2 separate regions of the Mus musculus genome follow, and region 2 is linked to region 1. Evidence: chromatin contacts called from ENCODE Hi-C data. All regions are on one chromosome and are shown on one strand. Each heading gives the region's core, a stretch centred on a gene start or an enhancer-like site at or near the end of the contact. The rest is flanking DNA. Distances are from core to core; before and after follow the strand shown. Region 1 holds the start of Nkain1 (Na+/K+ transporting ATPase interacting 1). Region 2 has its middle 3.8 kb from the start of Gm22660.

What was found. Hi-C counts contacts between places; a loop is a spot of excess contacts on that map.
Region 2: a loop to region 1 is called in a map of T-helper 17 cell, with 3 times the contacts of the local background. The contact joins the enhancer-like site here to the promoter of Nkain1 in region 1. A Hi-C loop is called at or near these places in 1 of 37 maps with a recorded cell type or tissue (T-helper 17 cell).

What each region holds. Positions count from the first base shown.
Region 1 is chr4:130,572,747-130,575,488 of GRCm38, forward strand. It overlaps Nkain1 (Na+/K+ transporting ATPase interacting 1), which reads right to left and starts at 1,290. Exons shown (of 7, transcript NM_025998.4): 1 at 1,083-1,290. The coding sequence starts at 1,136.
Region 2 is chr4:130,860,318-130,863,045 of GRCm38, forward strand. No RefSeq gene overlaps it. Among named protein-coding and RNA genes, the nearest start is that of Gm22660, 3.8 kb to the left of the region's middle. Within about 2 kb of position 1,399, at least 1 of the 3 ENCODE cell types and tissues checked has a DNase peak (open chromatin) inside an H3K27ac peak, as active enhancers do.

The DNA of each region.
Region 1 (2,742 bases), core at 40-2,539:
CACATCTCACTCAAAGCTTCCCACCACCCTGCGCACCTGTGGGGAGGAGCAGGTGCTGGCCGGAAGGCAGATCCAGACCACGGGACCCATAGGAATGAGGCCCCAGGCTCCTCCACAGACCCGATGCTATCAGCAGTTCCTACACAACAGTGTCTTGAGTAGAAGCATAACACAGTTCCAAGGGAGGCAGGAGACCCCCGTCTCTTCTCTATCACCCTCCCAATACATAGGCAAGGACCTCAGCTACTCTTAGCCTCCGGATTCACTCTGTTGCCCTCCAGTTAAAGACCTCATTTTCCCCCAAACTGGGGCCAGCACAGAGCCCCGAGATGCTCTGATTCTTCCCAAGACACTCAAGTGTCCTCATCCAATGGGACCAGGGAACTCTTTACCTGACCCCACCTCACCCGCTGCTGATAGAACAGATGGCTCATGGGACGCTGGAGGACTCGGTGGTCAGACTAAAGAGAACCACAGAGTGAGTCCGGTGCCTGCCAGGTTAGGCTGGCCCGTGATACATCAATTCCTGATCACCCCCCTCAAGGAGGTAGTTCTCCATCCCTGGCCACCCAGTCAGGAGGGTGCTGGGAGGCAGGAAAGCAGCACAAAGGACGGCCGAGGGTTCTCAAAGAGTCTCAGGTCCCACCACCCAAACAAGAAGCAGAAATGGCCAGAGATCTAAAAACATTCCAGAGACATAATACAGGAGCAGAAAGAGACTTTGTGAGAAACGCTCACAGGGGCGGAGCCCAGAGGGATGAGGTACCCACGGAATCAGCGATCTGGAGGGGAACATTCGGGCAGGGACCTCTCCGAGTACACAGACCAGCCTCGGACACACCCCCAGCCCCAAGGGAGCCACAGTCCTGGGGCGCAGCCCCCCAGCGGGAGCCCACGCACCCATTGCGAACCGACGCGTGCAACCCGGGAGCGTTGGACCGTGCGCGCGAGCGCGGGGCTGAGGCGAGGAGCGCACACAAAGGGACAAGCCGGCCCGCGCGGGGCAGACTCCGCCCGGCCACCCCGCACCCCGGGTGGCGCCCACGCACCGCCGCCGCCCCACCCCGCTCCGCGCGGCTCACCAGCTGCAGGCAGCAGAAGGCGACCAGCGTGCAGCGGCCGCTGCACTTGCCCATGGCTCCTCCTCGCGCCGCGCGGGGCCGCGTCGTCTCGATGGCGCCCCGGGGCGGTGGGGCCGGCGACTAGGGCCGGGTCTCCAGAGCCGCGGCCGGCCGGCCGCACCCCAAGTGCATGGTGCGCCCGGTCCGCGCGGGCTCCGCCGCGCCTCCTTTGTCTGCGGCCGGCCGTCGGCACACCTCCCGCCCGCGGCGCCGGCCAGCGCGCAGCGGCCCCCGCAGGCACCGAGCGCGGCGCGGTGCAGCACTGCCCAGCTGGGGCAGCCGCCCGGGCGCTCGGCAGCCGCCGCTTCCCGGCCCACCACGTGGCTCGGCCGCCACCCCGGAGGGAGGCGAGGGAGGGGCGGAAGAGCGAGGGGGCGGGGGAGGGGAGGGGCGTGGAGCGAAGTGGAAGAGTGCGGGTCCTGCGCGCTGGCAGCTCTGGGTCGCGTCCAGACTGCTGTTCCTTAGCCGTGTCACCTTGGGCAGATCACATTACCTCTCTGGACCACCCCCGCCCAGGGGCCTCAGGGGCAAAGTAGGAAAAAAGTCTCTTGGATGCAGTCCTGTAAACCCAACAGTAGCCCTTAGCTTGGCCAGCTGAGGGAGTTGGAGCCACCCTACCCTGGAGTTCCAACTTTGCCCTTTATTTTCATTTGAGTTTTCAGCCCAGCTCGCCAGCCCTCCTGGTTTCCCGGCCACATTTTCTTCTTTCTGTCTTTCCTTCAGAACCTGGTATATCTTGGGTTTATGAAAGCCAGAGTGCGCTTGAAGCGGTCTTCCGTTCTCTTGACTCTTCATAGCTCAGGGACCGGAATAGTCCGGTCCCCAGTTTGGCTTCTCAGAGATCCTCCTGCTTCAGCCTCCCAAATTCCAGATAAACGCGTTTTAAAACACGCAAGACAAGTGGATAGAAAAGCCCTGGATTTGATCCTAGTACTCTCAACAGTGACAAAACAAAAGGCCCCCCAGGTATTCCCAGAATCAACCATCGCACACTAAACACACACACAAGCACATGCACACACGCACACACCACCAAAAAGCAACTGGGATAACAGTGGGGACTCTTCTCAGCCACTGTTAGGGAATGGCAGCTGTGTCCAGCCAGTTTCCATGATTAGCTAGGCTTCCTGGAGTCTGTCCCAGACTCTATACCCAGAGCATAACTTTACGTGGGGACTGGGACCCAGCTTTTATCAAAGTCTCCAAAGAGTCCTGTTTCCCACAAAGGAAGCGCCAGCCCGGTCCCCACTGGATCCCCTGGAGGCTTCGGGTGAGCCCATGTCAGTTCTCTCTTCCATGCTGACAGTGTGCTCAGAAGCCCTCACCGACCCAAGCACTGGACACATGATGCCTCTCTCCTTACAGTGACTGGGTTCTGCTAGGCTCTGACCAGCTCTGCCAGGCTCTTGAATGTCCCAAATGCCACAGACCCAAGGCCTGGCCACCTCACTCCAAGTCTGAGCTACCCTCTGTCCAAGGTCATTTATTTCAATCCTGCCCTACTAAATCCCAGGCTTCCACGCCCTCTGGCCCCTCTCTGCTTTTAGGTTTGTTCTTTATTTATTTATGTTGTATGTCTGTGTTTAGGTTGACACATGCTAGAGCACCCTGTGGCTCTCAG
Region 2 (2,728 bases), core at 149-2,648, 290 kb after region 1:
CTGGAGGGGCTGAGGCATGGTTTGTGTGTGTGTGTGTGTGTGTGTGTGTGTGTGTGTGTGTGTGTCTGTGTGTGTGAGAGAGAGAGAGAGAGAGACAGACAGACAGACAGACAGAGACAGAGAGAGAGAGAGACAGAGACAGAGACAGAGATGGGCAGAGAGACAGAGAGGAGGAGGGAAGTGGGGGAGGGGTTGAGGGAGAGGGAAGAGAGAGAGACCATCCTTAGACCTAGATAGTGGCTACAACATTACCAAAGCTGTGGGAGAGGAGGTGTGTGAAGGGGAGGCAGGAGCAGGTGGAGGCTGGGTCAGAGAGATGATCCTGGGACAGGGTTTGGTGGGAGCTCACTGTTGGTGGGCTGGGATCTAGGATGAAGTTCTGTGCCAGGTGCTAGAGCTGGGGTCCGGGAGAGGAGGGGAGGAGGGGGAGAAGAGCGTAGGAGGAAAGGAGATCTTTTTCAGTTTAGTGCAACTGGTGAAGCTATCGTTGCATACACAGATATGGATGCCGTGAACCGTCATGATGGCCCTGATTGGCTGTCAGGAAGCTCCCCACCCCTCCAACTTCCTAGGTAAGAGGGGGACAGCGATTTAATCACCTGACATGGACTGTCCCCATCCTTTGTGCCTACATTTCCCGCTCTGGCTAGGGGGCTCAGCATTTCTCTACCCCTCTCAGTGCCTGCAGAAACTGGTCTCCGGACTCCCTCCTGTCCATCCTTCAAGGCAACCAAAGTACTTGTTTCTCTTATCACAGGTTCCCACACATCACGACCCCTCCTCCTCTTCCTTGGGTGTGGTTCAGAGCTCCTTGGCATCGCTTTCAAACCCTATGGGACCTTGCTCTTGCGTTTCTATCCGATTTAGGCCAACTCCTCCTTTTCAGTCTCCCCGTCACAGCATCTAATTTCTTGTGACAACGCCCCAAGTGCCTCCCGTCCCTGGTCTTAGCACGGGATGGAACCCTTTCCCTAGTCTTTATTGTCTAGAAAACTTTAGCTCTGCTTTCCTGTCTCCCAGAAGCCTCCACAACCAGTGGTTGAGTTGGGGTATCTCAAAGAGTACCCATGGGCCCTTAACAAAGGCTTGCAGGGCACAGACTTGGAGGGACTCATATATCTGTGCAGAGGCCAGCACTGCCCTGCGTGGTTATGTGTGCCTGTGTCTGCAGGTGCCTGTGTAGTGACAGGGTGGGGCCAGGCACAGAATGGAAAGAATGGTTGTGGCAGAGAGGTGGTTGGTGCCGTTAGAGATGTTCTGGTTCCTGCTGGAGCTGCTGGAGCTCGCTCGGCTTTTCTCTTGAGGTCCCAGCAGAGGTCCCTGGAGTTGAATGGGAATCCCCGGGAGAGAAGAGGGGAGCCTCCTCCTGGCATCTCTGCGCAACGCCGGTCCAAACTGTCATAGCAACAGCGCGCACCGGCGCAGGGGCCAGCCAATAGCAGGGTGTTCCGGTGAGGTAATGCCCAGGCTTGGCAGCCTATTGGTTCCGATTTTTTGCCCACGCTGGGATCCCGGGCGCGGGTGGAGCAGGCTAGGGAGCGCGAGGAGCGCGTGCTCAAACCCAGGCTCCCTGCGCGTTCTTGCATGTGGCCTTGCGCGCGCACGGGCTCTCCCTTGGTCCCCTTCACTGTTCTGGATCTGACCGCATCTTCCTCCTCTTTGTTTTTAATTATCTGGATCCTTCTGTGACCTTCCCGGTGTGTTTTAGGGCCTTGGTGACTCCTGATGACTGTCCTCCTGTCTCCGCGCTGCGGCTCCTAGTCTTCTCCAAACAAGGGCGCACTGAGGGTTCCTTGACTTGCAGCCAGGAGGTGACTCACCACCTCAGACTGCAGACTGGCCTGGCCAGTCTCAGGGGCACCTTCTTCCATGGGAAGCTCTCATCCTGCAAGCAGACTCAGGTCCAGAGACCGAGTTGAGCCCTGGACTGTGCTAGTTCACCAGGTGTTTGTAATCCAGTCCAGGGAAAAGCAGGGCAGGTTGTGCTTTGGAGAAGGGGCAGGCACAGAGATGGGCATGAACTTCAGCGAATACAGCAACTATAGTAAGGGTAGTTAGACAAACGTATATGTCAAGGTAGCTGGACTCTGGCTCTAATCACACATACCACGGTCTGTCCAGGAACACAACATGCCCCTCTGTGCCACATTCGTATTTGGCTTTATTCTCGGGGAGAGTCCAGGGATCACAGGTTTATCTGGGAAGCTGGGAGAGACCTCAGGTCCAGAATGGCAAAGGACTCACCTGGAAGGATCAGTGTGGCCGATGTGGGCAGTCCAGAAATACACCCACATCAGGGGGCCTGAGCAGGGCAAGGTCCAGCACTAGATTCATGCAGCAATGGAGACTGTTTTGCTCAGCTCCTATGACCAGCTTGAGGCCCTGTATGACTGGGGAGGGGGCAGACACTTGTTGACGGAAAGTAAGCACTAGAGGGGGTGGTTCCAGTATGTGTGTGTGTGGGAACACATGATGACGTGGGTGTGCTCCTATGGTGGAGAGGGTGGGGCTCTGCTGGCTTACTTGCAACAGTAGGGACAACCATGGGAGAACCACCACGCGGGAGAACAATAATTGTGGGAGAGATGCTCAGGGCAACACCTACTATGCTGGCTTGGAGTGTGTGTGGTGGGACTCATGGGGCAGATTCCGGAGGAGAGGTGGGCAGCGCACCTCTGGAGTCAGAGAGCTGGGGGTAGGGGTTGGGGGATGTCCAGCTGGGGCTGCC